Linked DNA regions of Homo sapiens: region 2 is linked to region 1. A link is an interaction called in ENCODE POLR2A ChIA-PET data of the cell type or tissue named here. Cell type or tissue: PC-3. All regions are shown on one strand. Each heading gives the region's core, and the rest is flanking DNA. Links, peaks and the distances in the headings are about the cores only.

The links. Peaks named below come from ENCODE experiments on the same cell type or tissue, not always from the same donor. Only the 100,000 strongest peaks of a DNase experiment are listed, where the experiment ranks them.
Region 2: POLR2A ChIA-PET joins it to region 1 with 6 read pairs; 2 of 35 experiments call an interaction of 5 or more read pairs at or near these places.

What each region holds. Positions count from the first base shown.
Region 1 is chr5:100,212,564-100,217,276 of GRCh38, forward strand. No RefSeq gene overlaps it. Among named protein-coding and RNA genes, the nearest start is that of FAM174A-DT, 320 kb to the right of the region's middle. In PC-3, for the core only: no CTCF peak of the experiment used is centred there; no DNase peak of the experiment used is centred there.
Region 2 is chr5:99,642,339-99,647,051 of GRCh38, forward strand. No RefSeq gene overlaps it. Among named protein-coding and RNA genes, the nearest start is that of LINC02113, 110 kb to the left of the region's middle. In PC-3, for the core only: no CTCF peak of the experiment used is centred there; DNase peaks (open chromatin) are centred at 2,683 and 3,903; H3K4me3 peaks cover 478 bases; H3K27ac peaks cover 1,221 bases.

The DNA.
Region 1 (4,713 bases), core at 529-4,528:
CATGTCTTCTCTATGTGGCCTGTACACACTAGAGGGTAATATTTCTCAGTCTTAATCACCCCAGGACCAGGCAACAGGAAACACTGCCACAGCCTAAAGCCGGCTAAAATTATTCAGGCTAGCCAATCCTAAACTGTTCACCCTGCCCTGACTTGTGTTTTTCTTAGAAACACCAATGAAGTCAATGGCCTAATCCTTCCCCTTGCTCCTATCTTCTGTCCCCTGACCACACTGGTGTCTTTCCCCATATGGCACCACAGGGCATGCTTTGTCTTCTGTCTCTAGGATCTGGGAGTATAATAAACTTTGTTTTTTTCCTGAGCCTCTCCTCTGTCTCCTCTTTTGATCACACCTATCTGACTATTCCACAAAAAGAATTACAAAACACAGCAATGCCAACATCATAGCAAACCACAAGGGTAACTGTCTTTTGTAGGTCAGGTTCAGTGGTGGAGATGCTGTTTCAGGAATGGGTTCCCTGGGAGCAATGAAGCTGATAAGGATCTCATAATAATAGAGACCACTGGTTGCACTTAAACATCAAGGTACGTGCAATCATCAGGATGCACAGCAAGACTAGAATGGCAGTAGAGGGATATAACCTGAAGAGCTAGGGAACAAGATGTTCCTAACACCTGGCCCCATCTCTGAACTCAGTATTAATGAAGAAATTATTGGTGACTCACTTTTATGCAACTTGGATGTGAAGGAACACAGCCTTAGTCTAGTGGGCAGGGCCATCACAAGTAAGAACCCAGTATTTCTACTGACAACAAATCCACCCAAAGTTTCCATACTTCCCTGGTTCTGAAAACCCTGGGAGCATAGCAATATACTGATAGTCAGTTATGAGTCCAAGAGGGCTTAATCCAGGGCATCCAATTATTCCTGTGTGGTGTGGTGACGAGATTACCACTGTGAGGAACTCCTTCCTATAGGAAATACTCAGTTTCTGGAAGTGAAGGATATAGAAAGGGAATGAGAGAACCATAATAAGCTTTGGTATTTTACTATTGCATCCAACAGAAGAGGGTCTTATTTTCAAGATTATGTATGTTCAAAGTATTCAATTGGTTTTTCTCATCTGTGTTAAAAAATCAGAGCATTTGAATCAAAACTGGATTGTACAAGTATGATGTCATAAATGTATTGATATGACTGATGTTTCCTATAGTCCGCAAAACAAGGTAGAGTCTCAGTAAAAATTTCTTGAAAAAATAGCTAAGAAAATCAAAATTAAAGACTAATGAAGATTTTGTTTTATACTTATGTTTAGTTTTAACTTGGCTTTTATATTTTTAAAATGTATATTTATTTTCATATAAATCACCATATGTCAGCAAAGTGATAAGATGGCTTATGAAAATGTAATAAATCATTTCTCATTAAGTTTCTAGACATAATGCAATTCAATAGTTTTTTTAAAAAAACATCCTTATTGAGTTTAGTGTTCATGATTTATTTTTTAAAAATGATTAATATCGGGTGTCATTAGAAACCCAGAATAGTATGTTGTATATTTTAATATGTTAGTATATATACTATTAATCTTTCTCAAATTGAGAAATGCATTTAGTTTTATTTTACGCTTTAAATTTTATTATAATTATAAATTTTATCACATTTTAACAGACTTTTGCAATTTCTCTAAATATTTTTTACAGTTTACATTTATAAAATCTTTATTCTAATAGTCTAGAGTTGTGCCTTTTCTTAGACAATAATGTCTACATAATAGAAAAAAAAATTCATTTTATCTTGGTTTCTAAAAAGCTTAAAGTCAACCTTGGTACTCAATTGCTGCTTTTAGCCTCTGTCTATATTTTTTTGGCACAAGTATATCCTTGATTTAATATGAATCTTCCTCTTTTAGCTTCATTTTAATGATTTATTGTATAAAGTACCTCAGCTCTTACATTGATTTCAATGTATTATAAATAACAAAGGAAAATAAATCAACTACTTGTCTTTTTCTTTCCTCTGAGAAATTGTATCTATTAGAAATAATAAAATTATGAATTTAGATAAATAAAATGCATCATGGAGCAAGGATGATTTTCAGAAGCTCAGAGTTCTAAATTTGTTAATTTTTCTTTCTTTTTTCTTTTCTTTTTTTTTTTTTTTTTTGAGATGGAGTTTTGCTCTTGTTGCCCAGGCTGGAGTGCAATGGCGCGATCTTGGCTCACTGCAACCTCCACCTCCCAGGGTCAAGCGATTCTCCTGCCTTAGCCTCCTGAGTAGCTAAGATTACAGGCACCCACCACCACACCTGGCTAATTTTTGCATTTTTAGTAGAGATGGGGTTTCTTCATGTTGGCCAGGCTGGTCTCAAACTCCTGACCTCAGGTGATCCACCCGCCTCAGCCTCCCAAAGTGCTGGGATTACAGGCCTAAGCCACCGCACCCGGCCCTAAATTTGTTAATTATAAGCTAACCCTGAATTAGTTACTGGCAAACAGGGAAGATCAATTAGTGAATTCATGAATGAAGTTGACAATAAGGTGACACACGCTTTCTGTTCATTGAAGGTCTGTAACGAATTGTAATATATGATTACTTAATAGTATATTTTGCTTCTGTGCAAAATTTGTAACTATCATATCTTAACTACATTGCCCTCATATTCCTCAATATATGTTTCAATTATTTAACCTCACCTCTGCGGGCCAGAGTCCTCTTCTGGAATCAGCTGTCACAACCTGCAACTTTTTCTCTGTTATCGACTAAATGTTTATATCCCATTCCTATGTTGAAACCTAATCCCCAATATGATGGTATTTGGAAGTGGGGCCTTGGGGAGCTCACTAAGTAATTAAAGCACAAGATGACAGTCTATGAACCTGGAAGTAAGCCCTCACCAGATACTGAACCTGACTGCACTTTGATATAGAACTTGATGCCCTCTAGAACTATGAGAAATGTCTGTTATTTATAAGCCACCCAGTCTATGGTAATTTGTTATGAACTAAAGCTGAAAATTGGTACCAAGAAGTAAGAGTGCTGCTCTCACAAACGCCTAAAAACATGGAAGTGGCTATGGAGCTGAATACTGAGTAGAGGCTAGACAAGTTTTGAGGAACATGCTAGAAAAAGCCTACATTGTTATGCATGGGATCAGTACGGTAATTTTGGTGAGGGCTCAGAAAAAAACGCAGGAGCTCTAGAGAAAGCATCAACCTTCTTAGAGAATGCTGAATGAATCATGAACAGACTGTTGAGAGTAATATGGATGGTAAAGGCCATTATGAGGAGATCTCAGGCAAAAATGATAAACATTTTATTGGAAATAGGAGAAAATGCTATTTTTGTTATATAGTGACAAAGAACTTGGCTGAATTATAATATGTTTGTGTTCTAGTGTTTTATGGAAGGTAGAATAAAACTGGATATTTAGCTTATGTTATTTCTAAGGACAGTGTTAAAGGTGCAGCTTGGCTCTTCCTGATGTTTGGTAGTAAAATGTGAGAAGAAAGAAATGACTTACAGATAAAATTGTTATGCTAAAAGGAAATCAAACCTGAAGATTTGGGTAATTCTCAGTCTATCCATATTCCAAAAATGAGAAAGAACATTACAAAGAGAACAGTGAGGGTGTGGCCAAGACTGATTTGATAATGTAATTAGTATGGTGTGAACCACAAGTCTAATCATCCATCTCAACAGAAGCCAGTTATTATTTTTCAAGACAAAAGTAGAATGACTCCAAAGGTGATTCAGAGATTATCAGGCCTGTTCCTTTATTTCCAAAAGTGAGAACCATTATGTCAATTTCAACAGGCCAGATGGCCTCTTCCCAGAAAAGTGGGAGCAGGGTCATCCAGAGCTTTAGGGGACCTATCCCTGACTGACAAAACTGTGGGGCCCAGGCAAAAAGCCAATGTGGGGGCCAGCCTCTGTGGCTCGTGCCTGTAATCCCAGCTCTTTGGGAGGCTGAAGCAGGAAGACAACTTGGGGCCAGGAATTTGAGACCAGGCTGGCCAACATGACAAAACCCCATCTCTACTAAAAATACAAAAATTAGCCAGGCACGGTGGTGCACACCTGTAGTCCCAGCTGCTTGGGATGCTGAGGCACAAGAATCACTTGACCCTTGGAGGTGGAAGTTGCAGTGAGCCAAGATCATGCCACTGCTCTCCAGTATAGGTGACAGAGCAAGACCCTGTTTCAGAAAAAAGAAAGAAAACCACTGTGGACCTTCCCAGTGAGCCAGGGGTGGCGGGGGTTGTGAAATCACCACCCTGATAGGCCTGGAGGGCAGACCATCAAGCCAAAGAGGATTATTCTTGAGCTGTAAGAACTCACGGAGTTTGTCCCATACTCTGGACTTGCTTGGGATCTGTTACCTCTATATGTTTTTCTATTTCTTCCTGTTGGAATGAGAATGTCTCTCCTATCCCTTCTATCCCTCTACTCTCACCAATATCTTATTTAGATGATATTTGAATGAGTTGTTGAACTTTAGACTTCAGATTTGATGCTGCAATGAGTTAAGACTTTTGGGGCTGTTGAGATGGCATGAATATAGTTTGCATGTGAGAAGGACCTGGATTTAGGGAGGCCATGGGTGGAACAGTATAGAATAAATGTTTGTGTCCCCCAAATTTATATGTTGAAACATACTACTCAATGTGATGGTATTTGGAGGTGGGACCTTTGGGAGTGATTAGATCATATGAATGGGGCAATCATGAGTGGGATTAGTTCCTTTATAGA
Region 2 (4,713 bases), core at 531-4,530, 570 kb before region 1:
GAAATATTATCTCATTTAATCTGCACAATAAAAACATAAACAGGCACTATTGTATACATTTTAAGGGTGAGGAAATTGAATCTCAAGTGAAAGCCAAAGCCGTTCTTTGAGTTTTATCTCTTTTGATTCCAAAAAGAGGTGTAGAGTGGAAGATGAAAAATGTACTCAGTTATACCGAGATCAAAATATTGGCTCCATTATCATAAAGTGGACATTTTGATAAAATCTCTTGTTTTTTCCTCTGTAACATCTATACAACCCCCAAAAGTACAGAGTACAACCCCCAAAAGAATTTAAAACAAGACTTCTGTTCCTATCTAGCTTATAGGGAGTAGACAGTGAAAAAAAAAGTGAATGCATACAACAAAGAGATAATTTTAGACACTGAGAAATGTTGTGTAGATTATACTAGTTTACATCAAGGAAAACATCTGTGACAGAATGACATGAGTCAAGACCTAAATAGCCCCAAAATCCAATCATGAACTTACTTGGCGAGTATCACTCCAGGCAAGGAGATTAGGAATTGCAAAGTTCCTAGTGGGAATGGGCAAAAATGATTCATGTACGTAATGAGCATGCAGAGAGAATCAAGAAAAACACGATAAGGGAAATAATGTTTAAAAAAACAACAACAACAAAAAAACCTTTGAGAAGTTCACCCAGAGGAGGGAGATGCCAGTTCAGATTTTGAAGAACTGGAGCAAATTCATGTTAATATCTGAAATATTCTGGAAACAAGAAGTAGACAGCAACATCTGAATATAATTATATATTAGGGGATTGGAAAAATAAATTGAAGGCACACAGTAAAGAACTACAAATTCCAGAAGTAAGCCAGTGAATGATTTGAAGAAGTGTCTGATATGAACAGAACTGTGATTTTGAAATGTTAATCCAGCAGCTGCAGGTGTAAATGATTGGGTGGGTTGAGGGCTGGATGGAAAATAAGTATACTTTTAAAAATTGGGCCTGGCGCAGTGGCTAACGCCTGTAATCTCAGCACTTTGGGAGGCCATGGCGGGCGGATCAAGAGGTCAGGAGATCAAGACCATCCTGGTTAACACGGTGAAACCCCATCTCTACTAAAAATACAAAAAATTAACTGGGCGTGGTGGCATGCGCCTGCAGTCCCAGATACTCGGGAGGCTGAGGCAGGAGAATCGCTTGAACCCGGGAGGCGGAGCTTGCAGTGAGCCGAGATCGCACCACTGCGCGCCAGCCTGGGCGACAGAGCAAGATCTCAAAGTAAATAAGGAAATAAATACGAACATTGAATCAGCCTGTGGGAAAATGATAAGTATAGTTATCTAGAGCACTGGTAATGAGAATGAAAGGGAGATGACATATTAGAAAGCATTTAAAGGTATAATTAAATATGACTGGGTATGAGAGTTGGGTGTGATTTTTTTAGAAGACAGCATGGAGAAGGCTGTTAAATAACAAGGCAAAACAAACAAAATCCCTACGGAACAACAACAACAGCAACAAAAGAAAAACCAACAACAACGCAGTTCAACCATGAAGGACAGTCAAGGGTGAAGTACTCTATTAGGTAATCCAAAGGCAGAAAAGAAGATGCTACTTTTGGCAATTAAGAGGTTGTTGATGGCCGGCGCGGTGGCTCACGCCTGTAATCCCAGCACTTTGGGAGGCCGAGGCGGGCGGATCACGAGGTCAGGAGATCCAGACCAGCCTGGCTAACATGGTGAAACCCCGTCTCTACTAAAAATACAAATAAATTAGCCTGGCGTGGTGGTGGGCACCTGTAGTCCCAGCTACTGGGGAGGTGAGGCAGGAGAATGGCGTGAACCCGGGAGGCGGAGCTTGCAGTGAGCCGAGATCGCACCACTGCACTCCAGTCTGGGCGACAGAGCGAGACACCGTCAAAAAAAAAAAAAAAAAAAAGAGGTTGTTGATAATATTTAATGCAGCAAATTTAATTATATGCTATAAGAGGACTAGGGTGATATGGAGAGAAGAGTATGGAAGAAGATAATTGATGGGTAATTGTTCTATTAAGCCAATGATTGTGTCACAGACAAAAATGTTACAATGGCTAGTGGAAATGCGTAGGAAAGACATTAAGGGTGTCACTCATTTAAATTAGAGAGTAGGTGAAATAGCTTTCTTATATCGTCACAATTCTTCATGATGGGACATAAAACAGGATTGTCAAATATGAATGTATGTAAAAGAATCATATAAAATCCAGAACTGTGGCATTAAAGGTTCAGTTTAGAGCTTACTAAAATTAAAGAAGATTTTCCAGAGATTAACTTACAGGTGTGTGATGTTCTATGGGGGTTGACTGAAATCCGTTGCATGCTAAAATTAGGGATAATAATAATGAATTTGAGAATATAATTAAGTTTGAATTCAATAGCTGGTTTAATTTATTAATTTAGTTTATGTATCATTTCATTAAAATAATGAATAATAAATTAGTATAAAGATGAAAAATTATATTTCTATCAAATGACAGAACCAATATTTTATATTTCCTCCCAATACCTTATCCATATGTAGTTTTTAATTGTTATCTTTATTACATATATTCCAAAATCATTATTCTGCTGACACTTAACTCAGTAGTGTGCATGTGTATGTCTCTTACAAACTTATAAAGGGCTCCCCATTGCCATCTGGTTGACAGGTTGATCAAACACGAAATGTTTATTTTGGAGTCAGCTTTCTTTCAGCTTTACTGGCATTGACTAATCTTAGGTCTTCTTTCCCAAGATACAAACTTTGAGATGCAGGTTTGTGGGCAGTAAGTCTGTTGGGAAGTAACAACACATGTAAGGGAGAGATAAAAGCAGGATTGAGAAGAAAAAATAATTTTAATGCAGTTTCAACAGCCTTCAGTTGACATCATGAAATATGAAGGTGAGATGGTCTTTCAGCTTTGTCCCAACTGAAACAAGGAGAAGGAATCTTTATAAATTATTTTCTTATTTACTCAAGATTGACTTGTATTACATATTTATGAATAAACTTAGTAATATACCATAAACACATATTTGCACAGTTTTATAAGATTAACTGTTGTGCTTCCTTTTCTGCCTTTTTTATAAGGAGATAATATTATTTTTTATAATTTGCTTAGTTTATTCAATGTAAGTACTTGTCCTTTGCTTTGGGGAGATTTCTAGTTAGATTTATTTCTGCTTTGGAATATGTCTCTTTCTACTATCACATTAATCCTTTTGATTCAAGAGCTTAATGGGAAGTGTAGATATTCTGACTTAGGACAGCAACTACGAAGTAGTTTAGCATTACAAAATCAATCAAGAAACCAACAAATCACTTCAATGGCGCTCATCTTCCAAAAGGCTAAGTGTGTAAATCATGAGAAGGTAGTAAGCTTCGTATTTGAGAGAATGATAAGGATTATAGAGCACATCAGAGAAAAGTGGTATGCCATCTATCTAAAACCCTTAAGAAAAATTAAAGTGACAGAATTGAAGGAATGAACAGATTATATCATTAAAATTTGGTCCTGTGTATCATACCCTACACTTCTGGTTTTAAGGTTTGCATTGTGCAATTGGTTTTAATTATGTTGATTCTTACAAGTGTATCTAAAATGTACAAATGGATAGATTTATTTTCTAGAGTTGTCATTTTCAGTGGCTAAAATTAACGTACTATTGGGAAAATTTTTGTGATCTCCATTGTCATAAATATTAAGTTGATGATGATTTTGTGAATTCATACTTTCTAATGTCCAAGTCACTGCATATAGAATAATTAAATTAATAGACAGAATATCTTTAAACACTAAATGCCACAAGGGTAATATTCAGTGAGCTATAAATTGCTGTTAGCCTCAGTCCCTGGAGGAGATATTTAATATGTGAGTCATCAACTTTTAATGTATCATTTCAAACAATTTTGTGTTCACTAAAAAATTGTGGCTGGGTGTGGTGGCTCACGCCTGTAATACCAGCACTTTGGGAGACTGAGGTGGGTGAATTGCTTGAGCCCAGCAGTTCGGGCTAAGCTGGGCAACATGGCAAAACCCCTTCTCTACTGAAAATACAAAAATTAGTCAGGCATGGTAGGGCATGCCTGTAGTTCAGCTGCTCACGGGCTGAGATGGGAGGATCATTCATGGTAGGGGGGCAGTGTGGAGTTGCAGTGAGCCGAGATCACACCACTGCACTCCAGCCTGGGCGAACAAGTGAGACCTTGTCTCAAAAAAAAAAATAAAATGAAATAAAATAAAAAAGAATAAAAACAATCTTTTAATTTTTTTATGAAATTGCAAATAGATTAGGTAATTATTTTATACATTTAAAAACACACCTTAACAAATTTAAAATAATTGAAATCATACAGAAGGGGTTCTCTGAACATAAAGGAATCAAATTAAAATCGAAAAACAGGAAAATCTTTATACAGGTAGAATGTTTAAAATAATCCAATTAAAAAGTGAGCAAATAGTATGGATAGACATTTCATCAGTGAAGATATATAGATTTCGTATAAACACATGAAAAGACATTCAATACCACTAGCTATTAGGGAAATACAAATTAAAACCATAATTAGGCATCACTCTGTATCTGTCTAATGGCTAAAATTAAAAAAAAATCATGAAAATACCAAATTGTGAGAGAAAATAGTGAAACTACATCATTACTACATACCTGTGAGAATATAAAATAGCATAGCCACTTGAGAAAATACTTTGGAAATTAATTTTAA